2 separate regions of the Homo sapiens genome follow, and region 2 is linked to region 1. The links are chromatin loops, found by intact Hi-C in ENCODE. Cell type or tissue: heart right ventricle. All regions are shown on one strand. Links, peaks and the distances in the headings refer to the core of each region. The heading gives the core; the rest is flanking DNA. Region 1 overlaps DCLK1 (doublecortin like kinase 1). Region 2 overlaps NBEA (neurobeachin).

Region 1 (7,057 bases), core at 1,016-6,015:
TCACTACGGTCAGAGATTCTGCCCCTGCAATAACTTTCAAACCCAGGCCTTTCTCCCACCCTCCTCTCCTTTACTCCCAGCACCAAGTCAGTCCAGGGCTCGTCCTCCTGCTTGTGGACCCTGGCATTTTACTCTAGTGGATTTTCTCAGCCCTACCGCCTTTCTGTTTAATCCATCCTGTTTAATTCTGTCAGTCTACTCTTCCTTCACAAATTTTCAATATCTCTCTCCATGGCTCAGAAAGCCATCCATGGCTTACTATCCTCAAGTTAAAGTTCATCTTTCTGAGCTTGGCATTCCAGATGCCTCAAAATCTGACCCCAACCTACCTTTCAAGCTTCCGGTTTTTTTAGTTGGGACATGGTGCCTGATACTTAAATAAGCATTTGTTGGATGGATGGACGATGGATGGATTAATGGATGGATGCATGGATGGATGGATGGATGGATGGATGGATGGATGGATGGATGGATGATATGGATAGATGGACGGATGGAAGAACTATGTCCTAACCTGAAAAATGTTTCAATTTATCTGCTTTACCTGTTTTTCTTGAAAAAGGGCTTGTTCTTTCCTATGTGTTTGTTTTTTCTATCTAGTATCCTTTCTTACTCTTTGCCTGTTCGAATCCCTCCTATAGCCTATTGCTCAGTTGCAGATTCAAGCCCTACCTTCTCTATCCACTCTAATCCAAAGTGACTCATCCCTGCTCTGAACCTCTACCCATTGATCAATACGTGTTTACTGAGTGCCCATTATTTGCCAGTCACTGGGCTAGGTCTTGAGAATATGGCTGCCCTTATCCATCACCTCTTCTTTTCTAGTATATGTTTACAGACTTATGATCCAAATAATTCCTGTTGCAAATCAGTAATTCAGCCGAGAGTGACTTACATTACCTTCTAGTGGTTTTGTCAAAAGCTGGAGACAGGTGATATCACTCCAGCTCTTGCTCTGCCACCATCACTGACTTGCGCAAATCAGGAAACCTCCATCAGCTATCTTGAAATGAGTCCTGTTTCTGTAGATCCTAGCTTCAGTCAGAGCAAAGGCAGTGTCTCGCGTTAGGTGCCATTTCTTTTGGCACCATGGAGATGTCTGCTTAAGCTGTTCCCTAAGAGCACAGCACTATCAACAGAGCCCAGCTTCTGAGTTAACCCAGCACTTCCACTTGGATGTTAATCTCTTTGTGTCTCGGTTTATCATATCAGTTGTTTCAAGATGAGTTAAGACGATGAATCCAAAGAGAATAAGTCCTCAATAAAGTTTAGCTTTTTTTATTAGCCCAAATGTATTTTTACTTCTAAATAAGTATAAATCGAGTGCATACGTAATATAAATGGAAAAAATGTTTAAAAAAGCAAACACACAGTATGTACCTCCTAAGTTTTATACCAACATGCTTCTTTTCTAAGTTGATTTGAAGAAAATGTAGCAAACGCGTGCCTATTCTTGCTTTGGGAATAAGGATTCTATCAGTATCATTACTTTGATGAAAGAAAGACACACTTTGAATTAGCATCAGAGAATGGGTGGAAAGCTGGTAGAAGCTGCTAACACAAAGGTGGGACACGGTTTATACCACTGACTTCCATTAGGCTTCCACAGAATGATGCTGCGAAAAGTCATTTGTAAGCATATTCACCTGATATAACAAATGTGCTAAGGACCACTGTCTTAACTCAGGGCCTCTTGAGATCTGTCACCAACTTCTAGTTTCGTGACAACCAGAGATTTTTATTCCTCTGAGAAAACTGCTCTCTGTTGAAATATCTCCACTGCAAAAGATACTGTATGTGTAATATATGCAATTCATAAGCCAGGTAATCTGTTTATAGTACATGACACTTAATATTCTGTTGACTAATTTTCAGTTTTTACTTAGTGCTTTGGTTATTATACGGAAATCTAACTCCAATGTTGAATTTTTTTTAACTCCAATGAAAAACAGTCCATTTATTGCATGAGACTCTATGTGATGGTGCTTAGCATTATGCCATACCCACAATACCTCAAAAAACATGGGTGATTATAATTGCCAGATGTGCTGGGAAAAGTCCTTGAACGAGGGTCAGGATACCTGGGTTCTGAGCCCATATTGGCCTATAACTGTTGCATGAACTTGGATGAGTGACTTAAATTCTCTTGCTTATCAGTTACTGCATTGGTTCTAATATGCTTTATCACAGTAATTATATGATAAAGATAAAATAAATATGAAAATACTCTTTTTGGTGTGATGTACCAACAGGAATAGTTCTGTATACATTACTACATTTCATCTTCAATATACATGATAACACTGAATCCTTTCAACTCTGAAAGAGACAAACTCTATTTGACAATAATTTATTGGTATTAGTATCCCCATTTTACAGATGAAAAATCCAGCCAGGTTAAACAGAAAATCAGTAGGAATTTGAACGGAGGTCACTTAGAACCCAAATGCAGGCTGTTAACTACCAAGCTGTAGGAAAATGAGTCTATCATGCACCCTCACATTTGCATATTATAAATTTCAGCTGATAAAATCATTATGATCAATAGTTACCACATATATTGTATATTAATAGTATATAATAAAAACGGTGTCTAATAAACCCCCCTTTTTAAAAGAAGGAAGTTCGAATTATTCCTTTGGCTCAAGGAAGACATATTCCTTTTTCTGACTCTCTTTATGTGAAATCTGAATTCATATCTTTTCCATTAACTTGTCATTACGCACAGTCGTCCCAAGAGACTAAGCTGCTTACGAGGAAACAAAACGCTACAGACAAATATGGACTTCCTCTCCTCTGAGCTTCCGGCCTGTGTTGCTCTGCAAGGGCAGAGATTCAAACAAAGGCAATAAAAGCATCTGCTGTTTACACATTTCCAAAGCAGGACCGTGGAATCCATTCCCCCTCACTGGAATAAGATCTCCATGGTGACGCTGACTTCAGGGAGCTGGGCCAGTTTCTCAGCAGGGCCTAGGCAAGGATATTTTCTTTACAAGAGCGCCCTCTTCAAACGAAACAGGGGATATCTCTGCAGCCCTGGATGCATTTGAAGCCACAGAAGTCATTGTGTCTTTATCAGGTGTTTTCCATTGTATCAGAGACACCAAAATATTTTGCTGTCATCCATTTAAATAATATATTTTAAGCAAGAGAATAAACCATCACAGAAGTAAAAACGAATAAATTCATTCCATCTATTGCAATTATCGAGTATGGCACATTATTTCTGTTTTAACTTTCTTTTTCTTTAAAATACTTCATTTGTAATTTCTTAAACTTCTTAATACCAGTTAAAGATGGCAGGCTTAAACGTTCTGTAGCTAACAGTTTAATGAGATGCTCTTTACCAAAAAGGAATGCTTACACTGCTTTTTTTTTAAAAAAAAATCTAGTTACCTATGTATCTAAGGTGCCAAGTCAACAACCTTCCTCTTTCTGCACAATTCGTAATGTGACCATTATAATTAGCTTTCAGTTAAAACTTGGCACATATGGGGCTCCTCGTCCTGCCAAAACTAAATTGAGAGGAGGTTCCTCTTCCAATTTCATTCCATACTTGGCTTCTTCTCTCCATTCTTAGCAATGAACATTTTTATGCCACATGATATTATAAGTCAACCACTGTGAATTTTTCTGTCCTATAATCATGTAATTCCATATGTTTCTGGTTCTAAAATATGTTTACAATCAGTTTTATAGCCAAATATTAGAAGCGTGTTACGTTATTGTCATAAAACACATTCTCCATCCCTTCTTTACATTTTTGTTTTCATTCTTTGATGATAAATTTATGAAAGTGATAATTTATTTTACTCTAGTTCTTATGGCTAGAAGCTTCTAATAAAAAATTCTTTAAAGAATCTCTGGATCTTGGCCAGAGGAAAATATGTGAATAAAAAATAAATTAGTTAAATAATAATAATTAACAGAAAGAAGAAAATAAAGATCCTCAAAGTACTCTTTACAAGTTTAAAACATGAAGCTCTAAGACTTTTTTTTAAAAAAAATGGATAATACTGTTGAAATTCAGAATAGGCTAGGAGATAACACTCAAACTAACAGGCTGATGCTTAAAGAAATAGAAAAAGGAAAAGTTCTCCTTTGAAATGGTAGCAATTTGATTCGCTGGGTCAATCAGAAAAAGTCAATTATGGAATTGAAAGTGTATTCCTTCCTTGGATGTGTTCTCAGCTGCTGTAGTTGACATGGACATCAGCTATTGCAGCCTTCTGTTGAACATACCCTCTGACCCAGGAATGCACCCTTTATGCATGGATCACCATCTTTCATGGACTCAGACACACCTAAGCAGACTGCAACCTATTCTAAATGATTCATCCTTTATTATCTATCCTGTTTTTTTTTTAATGCTAACATTTCATTCTCTTTTTAAAAATGTGTCTCTTAGTCCATTCAGGCTGCTATAACAAAAATATCCTAGACTGGGTGGCTTGTAAACAGCAGGCATTTGTGTCTCACAGCCCGGAGGCTGGAAGTTCAAGATCGAGGCACCAGATGATCTGGTGTCTGGTGAGGGCCTGCTTTCTCACTTTAGCCTCACGAGGTAGAAGGGACAAGGGACCTCTCTGGGGCCTCTAATAATAGCCCTGATTCTATTCATGAGGATGATGCCCTTGTAACCTAATGGCCTAATCACCTCCCAAAGGCCCGCCTCCTAATACTATCGCCTTGGAGGTTAGGATGTCAACATAGGAATTTGGGGGGATACAAACGTTCAGACTAGAGCAAAGTGTAAAATGACACCCTAGTAACAAATATTGACCAGGTGCCTTGGCTTGGCCACCTAATAGATGTGTGACTTTGGACAACTATTTAACATCTTCAAGCCTCAGTTTCCTCATATGTAAAATGGACCTACCAATGCTTACCCTGTAGGGTTTCATGCAGGTTCGATGAGATAATGTATGTAGAGTAATCAGTTCCATGCCTGGCTTACAGAGAACACCAGGGATGAGCAGCTACTGCTGTCAGTGCTGATACTAGTAAGGCATAGTAGGTAGGTCTCTGAGTGACCATCTGTCTGAGTGATTTGGGGCTATTATTTAAGAATAGAATACTAAACTTAAATATCTGGGAAAGAGAGGTATGAAGAATAGAGTTTACTTAGAAGGTTTCCAATCCTGGTCTTTTGCCAAGTTAATACCACATCAGTCCTATTCCTCTGGTTTCTCTCATTAAGACATCCTTTACTGTTGTCTACCTCCTTTTTAGAATAGCTCACCTACTTGCCCCTCTTTCACTTAAGGAATTAAAGGATAGTCCAAGAAAATAAAAACTGTGACACAGTAGTTTCTCTGGAGAGGATACAAATAAACTCTGGTCTGAACCCAGAAGCTAACCTAAATCAATTACCTTAAGATGAGTGTTCAAGATTAAGGGTGACCAAGCCCAGGAAATTGGCTTATCTGAGCCATCTGATTGAACTCATTATTTTCAGGGATAGGAAAAGATCAAACTTATATTCTATTGCTGAGAGGCAAACTTATATTCTATTGCACAAAAGATTCATGCAAGTAGGTAGTTAACATTGTGGCATGGTTTCTAATTAGGCAGAAACATCTTACTGTGATAATTGGAAAAAGAAGAAATAAAACTATGAAGAGAAACATGAAGCCACATAATACAGAATATTTTGGAGATCCTTAAGGGGTAAAATGTGGCACTGAACATATGGCTGGTTCTCTGCTTAATGCCTGGGGAGTGATATTGGACATAACGCTATCTTCAAGTCATTCTGAGAAACACTTCAAGTTCTCATCACCAATGCCAAGAGGTGTTCATAGCAGGAGTCATAAACACAGGACCAACCAGGGATAGGTAGGGAATATGGATGAGCGAAGGCTGGGGAAAAACAAAACAAAACAAAAAAAACATCATCAGTGGCAAACTGGATCATAAATGCCCTGTCCAAAGCAAGCAGCATCAGGCACTCTGCTCCCACATTACTTTCTCTAAAAAATTTTAATAGGAAGAATTGTTGTAAATTTAACATTTCCAATTAAAAAATAAAATCTGTGGTACTACGTAAACCCATACAAAATGCTCCTCTGGCCTGGATTCAGTCCATTCAAAAGCATTCATATAAAACTTTGCAAATAACTATACCTTCAAAAAAGATTTTCAAATGTTTATTCTTGTATCAGTTTATTGTATGTTCTTTGTTAGGGTGGTCACTATTTTGAAAAGTCAAGATGAAGAACAAAGAAATGATGCTCTGAGATTCTCCTACTAAGTGTTTATAAGCCTACAAAACACCATTAATAGAATAGGTTTGGGGCAAAATAAACTTGGAGCAAAGGGAAAGAGTCACTAATCAGCTAGTGTAAGGTGCTTTACAGGAATCTTGGCATGCAGATAAAGTTACAAAAGTCAGGCTTCAAACCCAGAGAACCAAACCCAACCCATAAAATCTGTGTCAGGCAACATCCTCAGATAGAGTCAGGATTTAAAAATGTGTTTAAAGCAACTCATTGTTCTCTTATAATTTTGTTGACTCTTACTCAACATGCACACAAATGCATTCTGGTGCTATGACTTTCCCTCTTGATGTTTTTTAGAAGGAGCCTGGGATGAGTGCTGAGACCTATGATGTGTGAGGCCCTAAGAGAGACTTGACACATGATGTTACATCAATTTCTCACAAGGACTCTTTGGTAAAATCAGATTATTAAAAAGTTTTGCAAGAAAATTATAAGTATCAAAAGTATTGGCATATATTTGAGAGCTAAAAACATAAAGATAAATCACTTTGCCTGGTATGTTCTTGTGCACTGGCTTGCTGCCTGAGATTGTGTAAAATAATATTCCCAAAGCCATGGAAGTATGCTTTTGCCAGGAACATTTGTAAAGGTCACTTAACGTTAAAGTATTGAGTCTGTTGCTTTAAATATTTTTATTTCTTGTTTGAATCTACTTCTCTGCATATATAACTTGAGATTAAAAGGCATTTTTTATACAGTGCAAATTAGTCTTCTTAAGTAAATGATGTTTTTCAAACAACAACAATCCCACAAAGCTGACATTTCCAAAATGATTA
Region 2 (7,057 bases), core at 704-5,703, 740 kb before region 1:
AAAGAATTTGACACCAACATGCTTAAAGAGAAAAGAAGAAAGTACCTAGAAGGAGATAGTGAAGAAATTTTTTGGCATGAGTAAAACTATTTAAGATTATAATACCTTAATTATATTAAGGTATTATACAAAATGTTTTAAGTATTTCTAAAATTAAGAATAATAATTATTACAAATATAGATTATTAACATTAAAGAAGTCACTGAAGATATTAACAAAACCACTTATTTGTGGAAAAAAAAGTGTTGATATTAAGGAAGTTTAAGCAACAAACTTATTTGAGAAAGGACCATTGATGTAGTTTTCTTTAGGTAGATTTTTTTCATTGAGTAAGTATGAAATAGAGATGCATTAAAAAGATGTAAATCAAGTTGGATATTTTAGTACTGTCAGTTACCAGTTTCCAAGCATTACATTTGATTAAAATAGATCATAAATCTATTTGTAGATGAATAAATTCTGTGATGGTTGAGTAAGGTTTGGAAGATATTTGCTAAATGAAGTTTGCAGTGCTATAAACTTTGAGAAGAATGAACCTTTACTGCAAGAAAATTTAGATATTTATTAAGTTAGAGAAGTAGTTTCTTTATACATTTTTAAAAACTGACTAATATCCATATTTATTTGTCATTTAACCTTAACACAATGTCAAATTCAGAAATTTTTAAATGAAATACATTTAAAATACGCTAAAGAAACCTGGGGAAATGTTGAACTCCTCTGTTAAAGAAACCAAGGCTCAAAAGTGAAATAAACTTCTAACCAAATGTCTCTCTATCATCTCTGTTCTCTTTCATTCTAATAATATTCCTACTATAAAAGCAACTCAATTTTGTTCAGAAAAATAAAGCATAACTTTATTGTGCTCTTAGAAGTTTATTTATTATTCCTTGGTTTAATTTTCAGCTTTACTATGAAGAAGCTTTAGAATTTGGCATTTAAAGTCTGGGCACGGTGGCTCACGCCTGTAATCCCAGCACTTTGGGAGGCCAAGTGGATGGATCACCTGAGGTCAGGAGTTTGAGACCAGCCTGACCAACATAGTGAAACCCCGTCTCTACTAAAAATACAAAAATTACCTGAGTGTGGTGGCACGTAGCTGTAATCCCAGCTACTTGGGAGGCTGACACGGGAGAATCACTTGAACCCAGGAGGCAGAGATTGTAGTGAGCCGAGATGGCACCACTGTGCTCTGCCTGGGTGACCGAGTGAAATTCTGTCTCAAAAAAACAAACAAACAAAAAATCAAAAAACAAAAAAAGAATTTGGCATTCAAATGTTTTATGTTTTTACATATTTATGAATATTTTAAACATGGAGAATGTGATATGGGTAAGATGGACATTTTTTATGTATATTTTGCCAAAAATTCTATGTGCAAAGGCAAAATCTCCTAACTTTAGCACAAATTTCTTAATATTCCCAGATTTATGATCACAGTCCATTTGCCATCTTAAGAAAGGTTTGCAGACTCCTAAGTCTTCAAAAATGTTGGCCAAATCAATTAGGCAACACACTTTATAATATATCCTTAATGTCCATATCCTTTCCACTGACAAAGCTGGACTAAGGAGTTTAAAATTTTTTTTTAATTAAAAGAAGAGAGGGAGAAATTCGATGTTGACTATGTATATCTGTTGCAGCAGGATTATAATTCATCTTCAACCTCATGTTTGTTATTTTCAATCCTTCATTTCTTTGCAGGAGTGTTGTGGTGCCTGTAAAGAAACCACCTCCAGGTAGTTTAGCTGTAACCACTGTGGGAGCCACTACTGCTGGAAGTGGGCTGCCAACAGGCAGTACCTCTAATATATTTGCTGCTACTGGAGCTACACCAAAAAGTATGATTAATACAACAGGTATTGTACTTACATATTTTTGTGATACTCATCTTTTTATGTTTTCTGTATCATTTTTCTGCTTATTTGATCTTAAAAATTAAAATACCCTAATCATTTAAGATTATCTTAATTTTTAAGAAGGTTATATTTTATGTTATGACTTTTAGAATTTGTCTGTAGTTGTAGAGTGCATTTTTTAGTGGTCATTTTAGAGGACAGTATTGGTTTTGAGTCTTCTCAAAACAGTGCTGTTTATTTTCAGAGTGAAATCAGATTACTGAAAGATATTTGGGGAGCAGAAGCAAAGGATAATTTGAACACTGAAGTTTGATATGTAAAAATCAGTAAAATGTATCAAGAATATCAAGATGTACTAAAAATGTTAGTGACAGAAAGTAGATTTGGGGACATGATTGGTTGAGTTCTAATATATATTCTTTGCTAAATCCCCTAAGGGAGGCAGAGCTCCCCTAAGAACCTTGACGATATGCAAGCGCCTCAACTTGATAAAAAGTGCATGTGAATAAGAACCATTGTTTGACGTTGAATTAATTCATATACATAGATTATAACTTGATCCAATTCATTGCCCAACAAATTCCTAATGAATCTAGGAACAAAAAATTTCAAATCAATTACAAATATTAAAAGTCTGCCTAAAATAACCTTTTTTTTTTGTAAATTTCCAGAAATGTTCCTGTTGATTATTAGCTAAATAAATCCTTACCCAAATCTTTGTGATTCCATTTTAGGTATTTATACAGCGCAAGATGATCCCTGACTTTTCTTCCCTGACTATAGTAGTCTTCTCTTCTCCAAACTGTATAGCCTTGAACTTTTCCATTTATTATCATTACTTAGATTCTTCCCATTTTTATTAATTTCATAGCTCTTTTTTGTGCTTTCTGTATCTATCTTGTTTATCATACCACCTGAGTCTGACATATCATGAACAACACATTTATGGGGTTGTAGTAAGTAGAATGTACTCTATTAAGAATATTTATATTGGCAAATGAATGTCATTAATGGCATTGTGTCAAAGAATAGACCATCTATTGTTTACCTGTATTATAAATAGATATTTCTATCTGGCTTGTCTGAAGACTTTAAAGTCTTTCCAGTATTAGAGTTTCATTCTTTATACTCATTCAGCTTTCTAGAAATAGGAGTAAAACTGTTTTTCTTTTACTAAAGTATATACGTTAAAAGTGTAAAGGTTTTAAAAATATGAATAAAGTCCTTATTCTTGTTAGGAGTTAGGCAAATGCAAAATGAAATCACCTTTTTTATTTTTATATGAGACAAGTCATGATGTTTTCTTTTTAATTTCTATTTTAAGAATTAATAATATGGAAAGTGATGGTAGCAAGAGTTTTGATGATAATATAAAGTATATAATATTATAATGAGAAAAATGTAAGTGATAAACTTCTTAAAAGTGTGTGTGTGTGTGTGTATGTGTGTGTGTATAAATTGTGAGCCAACAGCTAAAGACTGGGCATACTGTTCATTTCAAATATTGGCACATAGGTGCTATAAAATGTTATAGTGGAAATCCCAGTAAGCAATTCAGTTTTATGGGAATTAGTATAAGATAATAATATTTAGGAACACTAGATGTCCCTCAACTCCACAGCTACTTAATATACTTACGTGGCATATGATAGAAAAATCTTTACTAAAATGGCATCTTTATATCATTGAGGGAAGACTCATTATTTTAAGACCAGGTACTAATGTAACTCATTATAGCCCTTCTTAAGCAGTGATCTTATCAAAAGGAGCATTAGATGCTTCAGTGCCACAAATTTACGCTCAGATAGTTCACTCCAAACTATGTCTTAAATGATGAAAACCAAAAATATTACAATGTAGCTATAAAAAGATAAGTTTTTCACCCCTAAGTTTGCATTGTTTTATCAGCATCATTTTATCGAAAAATTTTTTCATTTCTTGATGTTTTTTATTTATACCCCATTTGTAGTATGTAGTTTTGTTAGATTAATGTAAGTAAATCAATTAGATTTCAATGCAACATCTGTTATATAAAATTATGTTCATTAGCATACTTACTAATGGCCAAATGATTAATTGTCAAATTCGGTTTTGAAAATCTGATGAGTAATTCTTTCAAAATCAGATAGTAATGGTGTAATTAAAATTTTTTTAAATAAATTTATGTTTAAGGCTAAAAATTATTATTTTGGGAACAGGTGCCGTGGATTCAGGGTCCTCCTCCTCTTCCTCCTCTTCTAGTTTTGTGAATGGTGCTACTAGCAAAAACCTTCCAGCTGTACAAACTGTTGCTCCAATGCCAGAAGATTCAGCTGAAAATATGAGGTATGCATGACTACTTTTTATTCATTTTAACTCTTTTTAAATGTAGTGAAACAGTACACAAAAATACAAAAATATAGAAAGAGTTCTTGAGAATGAAGGTTAATTATTTTGTGATTACATTTCACAATTCTGATATTTTTGGCTAGTTATTATGTAAAAATCTATGATATATTTCGATCTAAGCAGAGATCTTCAGTGATTTTAAAATGTTCACTGTCGTATAGTGTATAGTAATTCACTGTCATTTAGTGCATGTTACTATTTCCGGTAAAGGTTAAAACATGTACAAATGGTAACATGATAAAATTGGGCATCTTTGGGGGGTGATAAAAAGTTTAAAATATAAACTTTCAGGCTAGGTGTGGTGGCTCACGCCTGTAATCCCAGCACTTTGGAAGGCCGAGGAGGGCAGATCACTTGAGGCCAGAAGTTGGAGACCAGCCTGGAAAACATGGTGAAACCTTGTCTTTACTAAAAATACAAAACTTAGCAGGGTGTGGTGGTGCACGCCTGTAATCCCAGCCACTCGGGAGGGAGGCTAGGGCAGGAGAATCACTTGAACCCGGGAGGCAGAGGTTGCAGTGAGCCTAGATCACACCACTGCACTCCAGCCTGGGTTGACAGAGTGAGACTGCATCTCAAATAAATAAATAAATAAACAAATAAACAAACAAACTAAGTAACTTTCAAAATAAATCTACAATGTTATATATAACATCATTGGAACTTGAATAAGCAAACATTACCTTATCTGTCATGATTAAAGACCATTCCTAGAAGAGACTGGCCCTCATTCTTGGAGTAAGATTGTGTATACGTGTACACACACACACACACACACACACACGTATGTATTCACAGTTTTTATAGAAGTATAACACAAATATAGAATATAAAAGCTTATTGAAAGAATGAACACACTCATCATCAACAAAGTCAACAAATAGACTGTACACCAGGAACGCCTACTTTGCACTTTTTTCCCAGTCACTGTTCTTGCTTTTCTTCCAATTCCTTACCCTGACTTTTAATACTAAGCTAGTTTTGTCCTTTTTGAATTTTATGTAAATGTAAGTACATCCTATGTATTTCTTTGTCTCTGGCTTCTTTTGTTCAACATTATTTTTATGAGATTCATCTACTATTGTTGCATATAACGAGTTTATTCATTTATTCTCCTTTTATTTATTTATGTGTCTATACCATAATTTATTAATTCATTTTACTGATGATGGGCATTTGGAATTTTCCATTTCTTAGTTATTACAAATAATACTGCTATATAGATAAGGCCACTTATAATTACTATGAGTATACTACTATTACATGTGTGTACTGCACATTAATATGCATATTTGTTAGATAATTTGGAGTGTAATTGCTGATTCGTAGTGTTTGTATATGTTCAGTTTTACTAGATAATGCAAAATGGTTTGCAAAAGTGGTTGTACTAGTTTACTAACTCAGCAGCTGATTATGAGAGGTCTTGTTGCTTCATATCTTTGATAGGACTTAGTATTTAGTCTCTGTCATTTTAGCCATTTTGGCAGAAGTATAGTGGCATTCCATTGTATTTTTAGTTTGCATTCTCCTGATAATAAATGAGGTTGAATACTTTTTAAATACATTGGTCTTTTGTTTTCTTCTTTTGATTTGCCTGTTGAAGTCTCTAGTCCATTTTTTTAAATTGTGGGCTTTTTTTTGTCTTTTTCTAATTAATTTTTTGAAAATGAGCCCTTTGTAGATTATATGCCATACATATATCTTCTTCCATTTTCTGGCTTTTCTTATCATTATCAATATGGTCTATTTTGATCAACAGAAGTTGTAAATTTTAATTAAATTCACTTTATAATTTTTTGGTTTATAAGTGCTTTTGGTGTTGTAAATGCTTTGTCTACATTTTCCCTGTCTTGCCTTCTGGCTGCTTTATTCTTTGCTTTTTATATTTAGATGTGTAATCCATTTAGAATTTTTTGTGACTAAAATGAGGTAGGAGTAATAGGTATACGAAGATGACCCAGCACCATTTATTTGAAAGACACTTCTTTTCCCTGTGTTCTGTCACTTTTGTCACAAATTAGTTTTTCATATACACTTGATTATGGTTCAGCAAGCAGCTCTGCCTCATCTCTTTGTCTGTCTTTAAGTCATACCATCTTAATTAGCCTTAGGTTTAATAAATATTGAGTTGAGTAAGATCTTCTCACCCTGTTATTTTTCCTCAAGAAAGTCTGAGGTATTCTTGATGCTTTGCATTTACATTTATATTTAGAATTAGTTTGTCAGTATCCATTTTAAAAACAACTTGCTGGGGTTTTCATAAGTAATGGAGTATTTGGATCTATTGCAAGTGGGGCTATATAGGTCTCTTTCAATCTGTGACTAACAAACTGTGATTATCATATATTCCTACCATTTCCTTAGGTGTTCTTATTTTTTTTAGTAATGATTTTTAGTTTTCTATGTGGAAGTCTTAGATGTTTCTAAATTGATTTATTCTTAGGAATTGAATATTTTGTATGTTTCTATTTTCCTGAAGTTTTCAGATAAACTTCACTGAAACTATTTGTTTATATTGTTCAAACTCAATAAAAAACACTCATTTTGAGCATACATTTTAATGAGTTTTGATTAGTTTATGCATCCACATAACCACCACCACAATCAAGATGTAGAATATACCCATCACCCCGAAAGTTCTGTGTGCCCTGTTTGTTATTCACTCCTATCTCTGCTCCAGGGAAACACTGAAGTGCTTTTTAACATTGTGAATTAGATTTGCCTTTTCAAGGTTTTCACATAGATAGAATCGACAGTACATACTATTTTTGGTGTCTGTCTTCTTTCATTCATCCTAATGATCTGTGAT

The links. Peaks named below come from ENCODE experiments on the same cell type or tissue, not always from the same donor. Only the 100,000 strongest peaks of a DNase experiment are listed, where the experiment ranks them.
Region 2: a loop joins it to region 1, with 4 times the contacts of the local background. A loop is called at or near these places in 6 of 110 quality-filtered maps.

Annotation. Positions count from the first base shown.
Region 1 is chr13:35,950,843-35,957,899 of GRCh38, forward strand. All of the region lies in intron 3 of DCLK1 (doublecortin like kinase 1), which reads right to left. Among named protein-coding and RNA genes, the nearest start is that of DCLK1, 180 kb to the right of the region's middle. RefSeq lists enhancers at 2,805-2,934, 2,965-3,074. In heart right ventricle, for the core only: CTCF peaks have their summits at 3,007 and 3,211; a DNase peak (open chromatin) is centred at 2,929; H3K4me3 peaks cover 529 bases; H3K27ac peaks cover 1,204 bases.
Region 2 is chr13:35,206,995-35,214,051 of GRCh38, forward strand. NBEA (neurobeachin) reads left to right here. Exons shown (of 59, transcript NM_001385012.1): 32 at 1,706-1,860; 33 at 4,059-4,185. Among named protein-coding and RNA genes, the nearest start is that of MAB21L1, 270 kb to the right of the region's middle. In heart right ventricle, for the core only: a CTCF peak has its summit at 3,469; no DNase peak of the experiment used is centred there.